Regions from separate parts of the Homo sapiens genome. Here region 2 is linked to region 1. The links are chromatin loops, found by intact Hi-C in ENCODE. Cell type or tissue: natural killer cell. All regions are shown on one strand. Each heading gives the region's core, and the rest is flanking DNA. Links, peaks and the distances in the headings are about the cores only.

Evidence for each region. Peaks named below come from ENCODE experiments on the same cell type or tissue, not always from the same donor. Only the 100,000 strongest peaks of a DNase experiment are listed, where the experiment ranks them.
Region 2: a loop joins it to region 1, with 2.8 times the contacts of the local background. A loop is called at or near these places in 7 of 110 quality-filtered maps.

The regions. Positions count from the first base shown.
Region 1 is chr10:132,614,162-132,619,528 of GRCh38, forward strand. The region is part of intron 2 of INPP5A (inositol polyphosphate-5-phosphatase A); the gene reads left to right. Among named protein-coding and RNA genes, the nearest start is that of INPP5A, 79 kb to the left of the region's middle. In natural killer cell, for the core only: no CTCF peak of the experiment used is centred there; a DNase peak (open chromatin) is centred at 2,310; H3K27ac peaks cover 1,104 bases.
Region 2 is chr10:132,552,625-132,557,991 of GRCh38, forward strand. All of the region lies in intron 1 of INPP5A (inositol polyphosphate-5-phosphatase A), which reads left to right. Among named protein-coding and RNA genes, the nearest start is that of INPP5A, 18 kb to the left of the region's middle. RefSeq lists an enhancer at 2,691-3,191. In natural killer cell, for the core only: no CTCF peak of the experiment used is centred there; DNase peaks (open chromatin) are centred at 2,827, 3,227 and 4,007; H3K4me3 peaks cover 306 bases; H3K27ac peaks cover 1,819 bases.

The DNA of each region.
Region 1 (5,367 bases), core at 205-5,204:
TCTTGAGTCCCCAGGCAGAGCCTGGACGGCACGATGGCTCATGCCTGCAATCCCAGCACTTTGGGAGGCCGAAGCGGGTGGATCACTTGAGCTCAGGAGTTCGAGACCAGCCTGGCCAACATGATGAAACCCCGTCTTTACTACAAATACAAAAAATTAGCCAGGCATGGTGGTGGGCGCCTGTAATCTCAGCTACTTGGGAGGCTGAGGCAGGAGAATCGCTTGAACCCAGGGGTCAGAGGTTGCAGTGAGCCGAGATTGCACCACTGTACTCCAGCCTGGGTGATGGAGTGAGACCCTGTCTCAAAAAAATAAATAGATAAACAAAGCTGCAGAGCCTGGGCTCACCCTGTGCTGGCCTCCTCAGCTGTCCTGTCCACCCGTCCAGGTTCCGTCCTCTCTCCTGAGAATCAGACTCACAGACTCATCACCAGGGGTTCCAGAATCTTCTCTATGTCAGGAGGGGCTCAGGCCCCAAACACAGGAGCCAGCCCCCGCTGCTGTCTTCAGAATGCTTATGGCCCCTCCCACATTCCTGTGTTAACATCCTGCCCCCAAGGTGGTGGCCTCAGGAGGCCTGGCTCTGGGGGCCGATGAGATCGCAAGGAGAGGACTCCATCCCCATGAATGCAATCAGTGCCCTGAAAGAAGAGGCCTGAGTGCTGCCTCACCCCTTCTATCCTACAAGGACACGGCAAGAAGGTGCCGTCTGTGAAGAGTGGACCCTCCTCGTGGAATGGGCTGGCCTCGCTCTTATCCTCCCAGCTTCAGGTGCCCTGTGGAGCACACGTCTGTGGCGTAGGCCCCGCAGGCTGCGGTGTTTTGTTGCCGCAGCCTGAGTGAAGAGAACGCCTTCCCGTGACGCGTCCAGCGTTGGGTCAGTGTGGAGGACCCGATAAGAACGCTTGCTGGGGGATGCCAGGCTGCACTCAGATGGAGGGATGGTGCGTGGGGCAAGAGGGAGCCCCGAGTCTGGGCCTGGAGCTGCTGCCCTCTGTCCCCACAGTGGCCCGATCCACGTCTCGAGTTGCTCTGAATTCCCAGCACTGTCTCGTGGCGGCCCGCAGCCCGTGGGCCACAATGGAGGGCTTCATCTCAGAAGCTTCCCATACTCCTTGCCTGTCTTCCAAGTGTGGCGTCCGGAACCAGCTCAGGATGCAACTGCTGGTTTTAGCCTTTAAAAAATGTGCACCCTGGAAGCACATGGGATGCTGTATGAGGAAGACTTCTGTGTGGCTTTCACACGTGACTTTTCTGGCCCACCGAGTTTCCTTCTAAACCCCCAGGCATCTGGGGTGAAGGCCCGTGGCCGCTGCTCAGTGGAGTTGGAGGAAGTGGCTGCTGGGTGCGGGGAGGCTCCTGAACTCTCGGAACCTGGAAGTTCACTGCGCTTGGTTTGACCGAAGGGGTGGGACCCAGCCTGCATTCGACACACAGCTTTGCGGCTGCATTTCTGCCCCTGGTGAAGCAGCTGGGCAGGCCCCTTTGCTTGAGGGCCCCGTCTTTGGGGTAGGAACTGGCCCTGCTGGAGAGTGGGCAGCTGGGACTGAGGTGGGCACCCTTGCTTGAAGCTAAGAAGACCCAGGAGAAGGGGCGGGCTTTGAGGACAGAGTGGGCCCTGGGTCAGTGGAGTGTAGGCACTGGGTTGGTGGAGGAGCTGGTTGGAGACTGAGGGGCTGGGAGGCCCCAGGCTGGGGCAAGGGGGTGTCTGCCGCTCTGGGCGGCTGGGATAAACAAAGCTGTGCAGCTGAGCCTCTCAGCTGAGAGGCTGCGACCTTCATGGCCTGGTGGGCCTGGCACCTGAGGCCCTGGGCCTGGGGAACAGGGGCCTCCCCTCTTAGTGGTGATGGGCTTCACCCTCTGTAGCTGCCGGTTCCGGGTCCTGTGGGGAGCGGTGAGGGATGGTCGTGTGCGTCGTTTTAGGAGCATGTGTGTGAGCGTGAGGATGCCCATGGCCAGTGGACATGCCTTCCTCCTGTCCTTGCAGCCACTGGAGGGGAAGCTTCTTGTCCTTAAGTCAGACCGGGAGGCAGACGGGCCCTGAAAGAACCACAGGGTGGCGTGGGAGGCAGCTGCAGTGGGAGGTGCCTGTGCTTTGTTGGTTGTGAACAAGCATCCAAGGGAGGACCACAGTGGCAGATGTGCAGTGTGGGGCATGTGGCGTGCAGGGACGCCGTGGGCGTGGTGTGGGGCACGTGGCGTGCGGGGACGCCGTGGGCGTGGTGTGAGGTATGTGGCGTGCGGGGACGCCGTGGGCGTGGTGTGGGATATGTGGTATTGGGAACATGGTGGTGACGCAGGATGTGGTGGTGGTGTAGAATGTGGTGCTGATGGATGTGGTGTGTGTGGGATGCTGTGGTCACATGGGACATGGTGTATGGGACGTGGTGGTGACATAGTGTGTGTTGGTGATAGGGGATGGGGTGGTGACATGGGATGTGGTTTTGGGGTTGCAGTGGTGACATGGGACATGGTAGTGACATGGGACATGGTGACAGGGTAGGGTGTGGTGGTGATGGAGGTGGTGTGGTAATGTGGCGTGGAGGATGCAGTGTGGGGGACATGGTGACATGGCGATGTGTCATGTGGTGATGGGGGACGTGGCGTGGGGGATATGGGGTCCTGGATCTCCTGTAGCTCTGGCCAGTGGCGAGTGGCACCATGCAGCAGGGAGGAAGGCCAGCTTCACGCTGCAGGAGCTCCTGGGCAGTCTGTTCTGGGAGTGAGGATGTTTGGGGGTTGTGGAGCCATCGTGCTGGCCAGTTGCTTTGCTGCGCTGGTGGGGAGAGGCCGCCTGAGGTCCTTCGAAGCAGCCTGGGTCTGTCTGCTCCCTGGGGTCAGATGCAGGCCGCTTCTGCAGCTTCGGCATCATGTCCCAGCCCAGCCCCGCAGCCTTCACCTGTAGGAAGATTCTGCAGGCTCTCTCTCCCTCCATCATCTGGTGACTCCTCAAACACCGCGCCCTGGTTGGTGGCTGTATTGATTCTTGGTCTCCCAGTGACGAGCTGAGGTGGGGAGCCACGAAGCCACAGGCTGAGGCAGAGCCAGGACAGACCCTGCTTGGCCCTGGGCTCTGGCTCTTTGCAGGCAGCTCAGCAGACAGTCCCCGCCCTTCAGAGCTCCTGTGCAGTGTGGCTTGGGGCAAAGCCACCCTGTGGCTCTCTCAGGGCCCTTCTGCCTCCTGGTCTGATCTAAGGACAAGAAGCTTTCCCTCCGGTGACTGCAGGGACGAGAGGAAGGGATGTCCACCGGCCGTGGGCATGCTCACACTCACACACGCTCACTGCCTGGGTGAGAGGCGGTGGAGGACCCCTTTCCCAGAGGGAAGGTCTCCTGTGAGCCACACCTGAAGGGTGTGGAGGAGCGGCTGTTACCTGCTCGTGTGGCCAGTGCAGATCTTGAATCCTCAGACTGCAGGTGAGGTAGCCAGGACATCCATTGTGACCTTCTTCCTGTTGACAAAGACAGTACATGGAGTGGAAGCTTCTGGCTATCTGTGCATTGCTTCACCGAGCACCTGACTGCGTCTGGCACGTGGCGTGTGTGGAGCAACTGCCTGCCACACAGAAGTCTGAGGATACTGATCAAAGCAGAAAAGGATAAACATTCTTTCCTTCCCCAGTTTTGCCTCCAGCATGATGCACACCCCATCATATGTGTTTGCCTGCGTGGCTGTGGGCAGGTGTGCAGTCCACAAGTGGGTCATCCACAAGTGGGCAGCAGACACATGTGCGTACAGCTTACTCTCTCTGCCTTTTTTGTAAGCTGGGAAATCTTTCTATGTGAATTAATATATGCTGTCTATCTTAATAGCTTCAGAATATTTTATGATATAGTTAGGCCTTAATTTTTTAAAGTTGTTTTTCTGTTGGACCTTGAGGTAGTTTAAAGTTTGCTTGTGGGAATGAGGATAAATTTTAAAACAGGATATAATGTTGTCTGTCATGCAAATATAAAATGAATAGGTACTTATTCACTTTAAATACCTATTTTAAAAATAGAGTTTTAAATTGAGATAATAAATGTTGTTTATTTATCAGGGAGAGACCCAGTAAGATGTAGAACTGGTTCAGGGAAGAATCCAGAATGTAGGCAAATAGCTTCTCCCATCAGCAGTACTGACATGAGTGTGCTTCACGGATGCAAGGCTGGCACTGTCCACAGGGTCATGATCCATCACATCTGCTGGACATTGTGCATTTCTGTGGTCAAGAATCATTTCCATCATCATCAGCTTTTAAACTCACAGAGTTGCAACATAGCTCAGAGACAACTAAAGGTAGAGATAACCCAAATAGGTGAGCTAAATGGAGGCACTCTCATTATTGCTCATTTTAAAGTCTTTCACAGTTTTTCCTGATGGTAATTTTAAGAATGATGTGATAGGCAGTGTCTGTTTCCAGCTAACATGGAAGAAGAGTGTATTAGGCCATTCTTGCTTTGCTGTAAAGAAATACCCGAGACTGGGTAATTTATGAGGGAAAGAGGTTTAATTCGCTCACGGTTCGCAGGATGTGCAGGAAGCTTAGTGCTGGCACCTGCTCAGCCCTTGGAGGCCTCATGGAATTTTCAGTCAGGCAGAAGGCAAAGGGGGAGTAGCCATGCCACACAGTGAAAGCCAGAGCAAGAGAGAGCGAGTGGGGATGAAGTGCACACACCTTCAAATGACCAGACCTCATGTGAACTCAAGAGTAAGAACTCACTTATCACCAAGGGGATGGCCCAGTCCATTCAGGAGGCATCTGCCCCCATGATCCAAACACCTCCCACCAGGTTCCTCCTCTAACACTGGGGACACATTTCAACATGAGATTTGGCCGGGGACAAATATACAAACTGTATCATTCTGCCCCAGCCCCTCCCAGATCTCATGTTCTTCTCACATTTCAAAATACAATCATCCCTTCTCAATAGTCCCCCCAAAGTCTTGACTCACCTCAGAAGTCCCATGTCTGATGACTTCTCTGAGACAAGGCATGTCCTTTCCACCTATGAACCTGCAAAATCAAAAACAAGTTATTTTCTCCCAAGATACAATGGGGATATAGGTATTGGGTAAACATTTCTGCTTCAAAAGGGAGAAATAAGCCAAAAGAAATGGGCTATAGCCCCCAGGCGAGTTTGAAACCCAGTAGGGCGGCTATTAAATCTTAAAGCTCCAAAATCATCTCCTCAGAGTCTATGTCCCACACTCAGGGCACACAGGCTCAAGGGGTGGGCTTCTATGGCCTTGACCAGCTCTGCCCCTGTGGCTTTGCAGGGTTCAGCCCCCAGGACTGCTCTCATGGGTTGGAGTTGAATGCCTGTGGCTTTTCCAGGCACAGGGTACAAGCTGCCAGTGGATATACCATTTTGGGATCTGGAGGA
Region 2 (5,367 bases), core at 234-5,233, 62 kb before region 1:
GGGAGGATTGGTGAACACCTTCTCAGAGCCTTGGTGGAATATTGAGTAGGATAGGGAGGGAGGATTGGTGAACGCCTTCTCAGAGCCTTGGTGGCATATTGGGTAGGATAGGGAGGGAGGATTGGTGAACGCCTTCTCAGAGCCTTGGGGGAATATTGGGTAGGATAGGGAGGGAGGACTGGTGAACGCCTTCTCAGAGCCTTGGTGGCATATTGAGTAGGACAGGGAGGGAGGACTGGTGAACGCCTTCTCAGAGCCTTGGTGGCATATTGGGTAGGATAGGGAGGGAGGATTGGTGAACGCCTTCTCAGAGCCTTGGTGGAATATTGGGTAGGATAGGGAGGGAGGATTGGTGAACGCCTTCTCAGAGCCTTGGTGTGGAATATTGGGTAGGATAGGGAGGGAGGATTGGTGAACGCCTTCTCAGAGCCTTGGTGGAATATTGAGTAGGACAGGGAGGGAGGACTGGTGAACGCCTTCTCAGAGCCTTGGTGGAATATTGGGTAGGATAGGGAGGGAGGATTGGTGAACGCCTTCTCAGAGCCTTGGTGGCATATTGGGTAGGATAGGGAGGGAGGATTGGTGAACGCCTTCTCAGAGCCTTGGTGGAATATTGGGTAGGATAGGGAGGGAGGATTGGTGAACGCCTTCTCAGAGCCTTGGTGGAATATTGGGTAGGATAGGGAGGGAGGATTGGTGAACGCCTTCTCAGAGCCTTGGTGGCATATTGAGTGGGATAGGGAGGGAGGACTGGTGAACGCCTTCTCAGAGCCTTGGTGGAATATTGAGTAGGATAGGGAGGGAGGACTGGTGAACGCCTTCTCAGAGCCTTGGTGGAATATTGAGTAGGATAGGGAGGGAGGACTGGTGAACACCTTCTCAGAGCCTTGGTGTGGAATATTGAGTGGGATAGGGAGGGAGGATTGGTGAACGCCTTCTCAGAGCCTTGATGTGGAATATTGAGTGGGATAGGGAGGGAGGATTGGTGAATGCCTTCTCAGAGCCTTGGTGTGGAATATTGAGTAGGATAGGGAGGGAGGATTGGTGAATGCCTTCTCAGAGCCTTGGTGTGGAATATTGAGTGGGATAGGGAGGGAGGATTGGTGAACGCCTTCTCAGAGCCTTGGTGTGGAATATTGAGTAGGATAGGGAGGGAGGATTGGTGAACGCCTTCTCAGAGCCTTGGTGGAATATTGGGTAGGATAGGGAGGGAGGATTGGTGAATGCCTTCTCAGAGCCTTGGTGGCATATTGGGTAGGATAGGGAGGGAGGATTGGTGAACGCCTTCTCAGAGCCTTGGTGGAATATTGGGTAGGATAGGGAGGGAGGATTGGTGAACACCTTCTCAGAGCCTTGGTGGAATATTGAGTGGGATAGGGAGAGAGGATTGGTGAACGCCTTCTCAGAGCCTTGGTGGCATATTGAGTAGGACAGGGAGGGAGGACTGGTGAACACCTTCTCAGAGCCTTGGTGGAATATTGAGTGGGATAGGGAGGGAGGATTCGAGGGCGCCTCCTCAGAGCCTTGGTTAAATATTTATTCAGATAGGAAGTATTTGGAATATCTGTTGTCACTTTCAGGGCCTCACTAGCCTGTTGTGCTCACAGGGCAAAGGGGTAGTGTACTGTGCTGCCTGGCTCCACGGCTGTGGTCACCGGCTTCCCTGGCTTCTGAGCTCCAGCAGGAGATGAGGGATTTGTCCAGTGGCTGGAGGGTGGCTTAGGGCACGCAGAGTCCACAGTGCAGGTGGACACCGCAGAGGGTCTCCTGGGCAAGTGGCGGGGCTGGGTTCTGAGGGCTTCAGAGGATCAGAGCCAACTGGAGAATAAGGAAGGGGCAGCTGTTCAGGCTACTGAGAGGCGGGAAATAGGTGCTGAGCCTGCCTGGGAAGCTGCGTGGTTGGTGCGGTTGATGTGGGTGGCATGGGTGTTGTGGGTTGTGGTTGGCGTGGTTGGTGTGGGTGGCATGGGTAGCATGGTCCATGTGGGTGGCATGATTAGCACTGATGTGGGTAGCGTGGTTGGTCCATGTGGGTAGTATAGGTGGCGTGGTATTGTGTGTGGCATGATTGCTGTGGTTGGTGTGATCAATGTGGGTGGCGTGGTATTGTGTGTGGCATGATTGGTGTGGGTGGCGTCGTTGGCACTGATGTGGGTAGCGTGGTTGGTCCCTGTGGGTAGTATGGGTGGCGTGGTATTGTGTGTGGCATGATCGGTGTGGGTGGTGTGATCAATGTGGGTGGTGTGGTTGGCATTGATGTGGGTAGCATGGGTGGTATGGGTGGCATGGTGTGGGTGGCATGGTTGGTGTGGGTGGCATGGGTAGCATGGTCCATGTGGGTGGCATGATTGGCACTGATGTGGGTAGCGTGGTTGGTCCCTGTGGGTAGTATGGGTGGCATGGTATTGTGTGTGGCATGATTGGTATGGGTGGCGTGGTTGGCATTGATGTGGGTAGCATGGGCAGTGTGGGTGGCATGGCTGCTGTGGGTGACATAGGTGGTGTGGCTGGCGTGGTTAGTGGGTGGCATAGATGGCATGGTGGGGTGGGGGGGTGTGGATGGCAAGCGGCAGGACCAGGTGCTGCAGGCTGGGTGGTGATATGTGATGGTGCTCAGGCCCCTGTTCCTTCACCGTGCTGGGGAAGGGCGCTCCTGATCCCTCTGTGAGACCAGTGAGAAGATGTCGTAGGAGAGGCTGTTGTCCCCTGAGTACGTTCACCCCATTTTACAGGCGCTGGCCCAGTGGAGCTGCTGGGGCCTATCTGTTTTTTTGAACTTCTGATAAGTTGCCTGGCCGGAAGGGGAAGAAGGGGGGCTTGGGCTGGGGCGTGGCCACGCTGGGAGGATGAGGAGCTTGAAGTGACTCAGGGGACCTGGCGCCGTTGGTGTGTGCTCACAAAGTGCACGGGGTGACCAGGAGCCTCTGGACAGTGGGGCCGTCCTGACTCGCCTCCTGAGAGCCGTGGGTCACAAACTCAAATGCACACACTTGGGGCTTCTATCCTATCAGGGAGAGAGTTCAAGTGTATCCTAGCGTCTTGGAGAAAAATGGTCTATGAACTTTGATAACCTTGACAATTTTAGTTTAGTTTTCGTGCAGAGTGACCCAGACAGGCACAACACTGACACACCTTGTCACACTCTGCAGGGTGTTTTGTTGCCCTCAGCACGTGTGGTCTGCACAGACAGACCAGGGGGTGACTTCAGCGTTTTATGGCAGCTGCTGCATTAGGAATCTGCGTCACAGATGAAAAACACGCGTTTCCCCTTTTCGTAAGAGGATGAACAGCCTCTCACCTGCTGGAATTCACCTTGGCTCAGCGCTTGGTGCTTTTGATGGAGAAAATTCAGTTCCAGACTTGGGTGGAACCTGAGTTGGGGTCTGCCGTGCCCTGGTGTCTCGGGGGGCTGCCCGGCCCCTGAAGTGGAGGAGCCGCCTTCACCCAGGCATCTGTCCCAGCCTGTGGGCTCCCTTCCTTGTGCAGATGCCTGGCCCAGCCCCCGTGCTGAAGTTGCCAGATGTATAGGTCCTCCTTGATGGCACGCTCCGGGGGCTGTCACTATGCCACCTGTGTCCTCCTGTGGCTTTGTCCTGCAGGCATTGTGAGGTCATGCAGCATTTTAACTGCTGTGAAATTTGCTCCACCGAGTGAACACACCAGAATGCATCCACAGACCCACAGTGGACACTGAGGCTGTTTCCTGTTCGGCTGTCACATGGGCTGATGCGGCGAGCCCTCTCCGTGCACCTCCACGGGGACCAGGGCCAGAATATCTGGGCACCTGTTGGGGCTGGTGGAAGCTGCTCTCCAGTGTGCCAAGTTTCTGTACACACATGCACATCACACACTTGCACACCACAGGCACACACATGCATGTACAAGCATGCACTACACAGGTGCATATGTACACACCATACACATGCACAACATACATATACATACATGCATACCACATAGGCACACACATGTGCATCACACACATGCTCATCACACACTCCCACCAGGCCGTCGGAGAGTCCCTGATATTCCACATCCTTGACAACTTTTGTTGTGGTCAGGCTTTAAAATGTGACCTATTAGATGTGTAAAATGGCATCTGTTATAATTTAATTTGCATTGCCTTGGTTACTTGTATTATCATTTTGGGGATTTTTTTTTTTGGTTTTCTATGATTTTGATTTTAGAACTTTGGAGCCCTTGCAGATCTTGTATTTAGGTTGCTGATAAGTTATTTGATGAGGCAGTGACTGTAGGGTTTGTGGAATAGACACTTCTGTCATTGTGCTCCCTGATGCTGAGTGACTTAGGCTTGTGACTTCTCAGGACGGTGTTTACTGATGGGTGTAGAGAGGTCACTTTCTGTGGCACTCTTGGCTGAAAGTTTTCTTCCTGAGTCTCATTGTACGCACATGTTGTGGCCTTTGTGTGTGTGTTTCTTTTGTATGCTGTGACACCGGTTTGGTAGGTCTGAGTGGAGATTTGGTCAGTTCCGCCTAAAGGCCGACGGGCCCGGCTTTCTGGGGAGAAGGTTTTCCCTTGCAGAGGGGTATCCTTTGGTGTCTGTTGCCGCTGTGACCGACTGTCTCACATGAGGGATGGAGTCCAGGCTGAGGCACCCTCGCCCGGGGCCACTGTGACTCCCATGGAGCCTGGGATTTGTTCCGGTTAGGCCACGGGTCACAGTGCTCAGTGCCGGGCAGATGTGGGCTCCTGCAGCAGTGCCCTCCTGCAGCACGCGGGCACCTGGCCTGTGCCACACCTGCGCAGTGTCACCGTGCTGCAGAGGAGCCCCCATGCAGAGTCACGAGGGGGGTTTCCCCAACTGCTTAATGCCAACAAGAGACCTGCGTAGAAATCAGAAGAAAATGGCCGCTCTCAGCTGCTGGTTCAGCTGCTCATTTTTGTGTAGGGCCGAGTCAATTTTTTCTTCTTGCCTCTTTTCTGAGTTGATGTTGATGCCAGCAAGTGCAGAGGGTCATTGAGTGCTGGTTTGAACCTGGTGCCTATGGAATTGATGTCTGTCAGACTTAGGGTGTAACCACAGGTTGTGAGGTCATTTTGAGGGGTCAGACCATATTTGGGTTAAAAGGGGCCCGAGTGTCTCGGGCTGCAGGGAGGTGAGTCCTGGAGGTACTTACCATAGTTTTCTGTTGAATGCCTCTGGGCCTGGGCGGGGAGGGCCATAGCCTAAAGTGTGCATCTTACCCTGGGTCTCTGTTCAGAGTGTGGCAGCCACGGCTTATGGCGGGAGTGACGCCAGGCTGGACAGAGCCAGGTGAGGCCCTGTGCTCCCTCAGTCTGTCCCGCGTGCCCGCCTCCTGCTGCGAGAATTCTAGTCCCTGTCTTCCCAGTGGACCTGGGGGC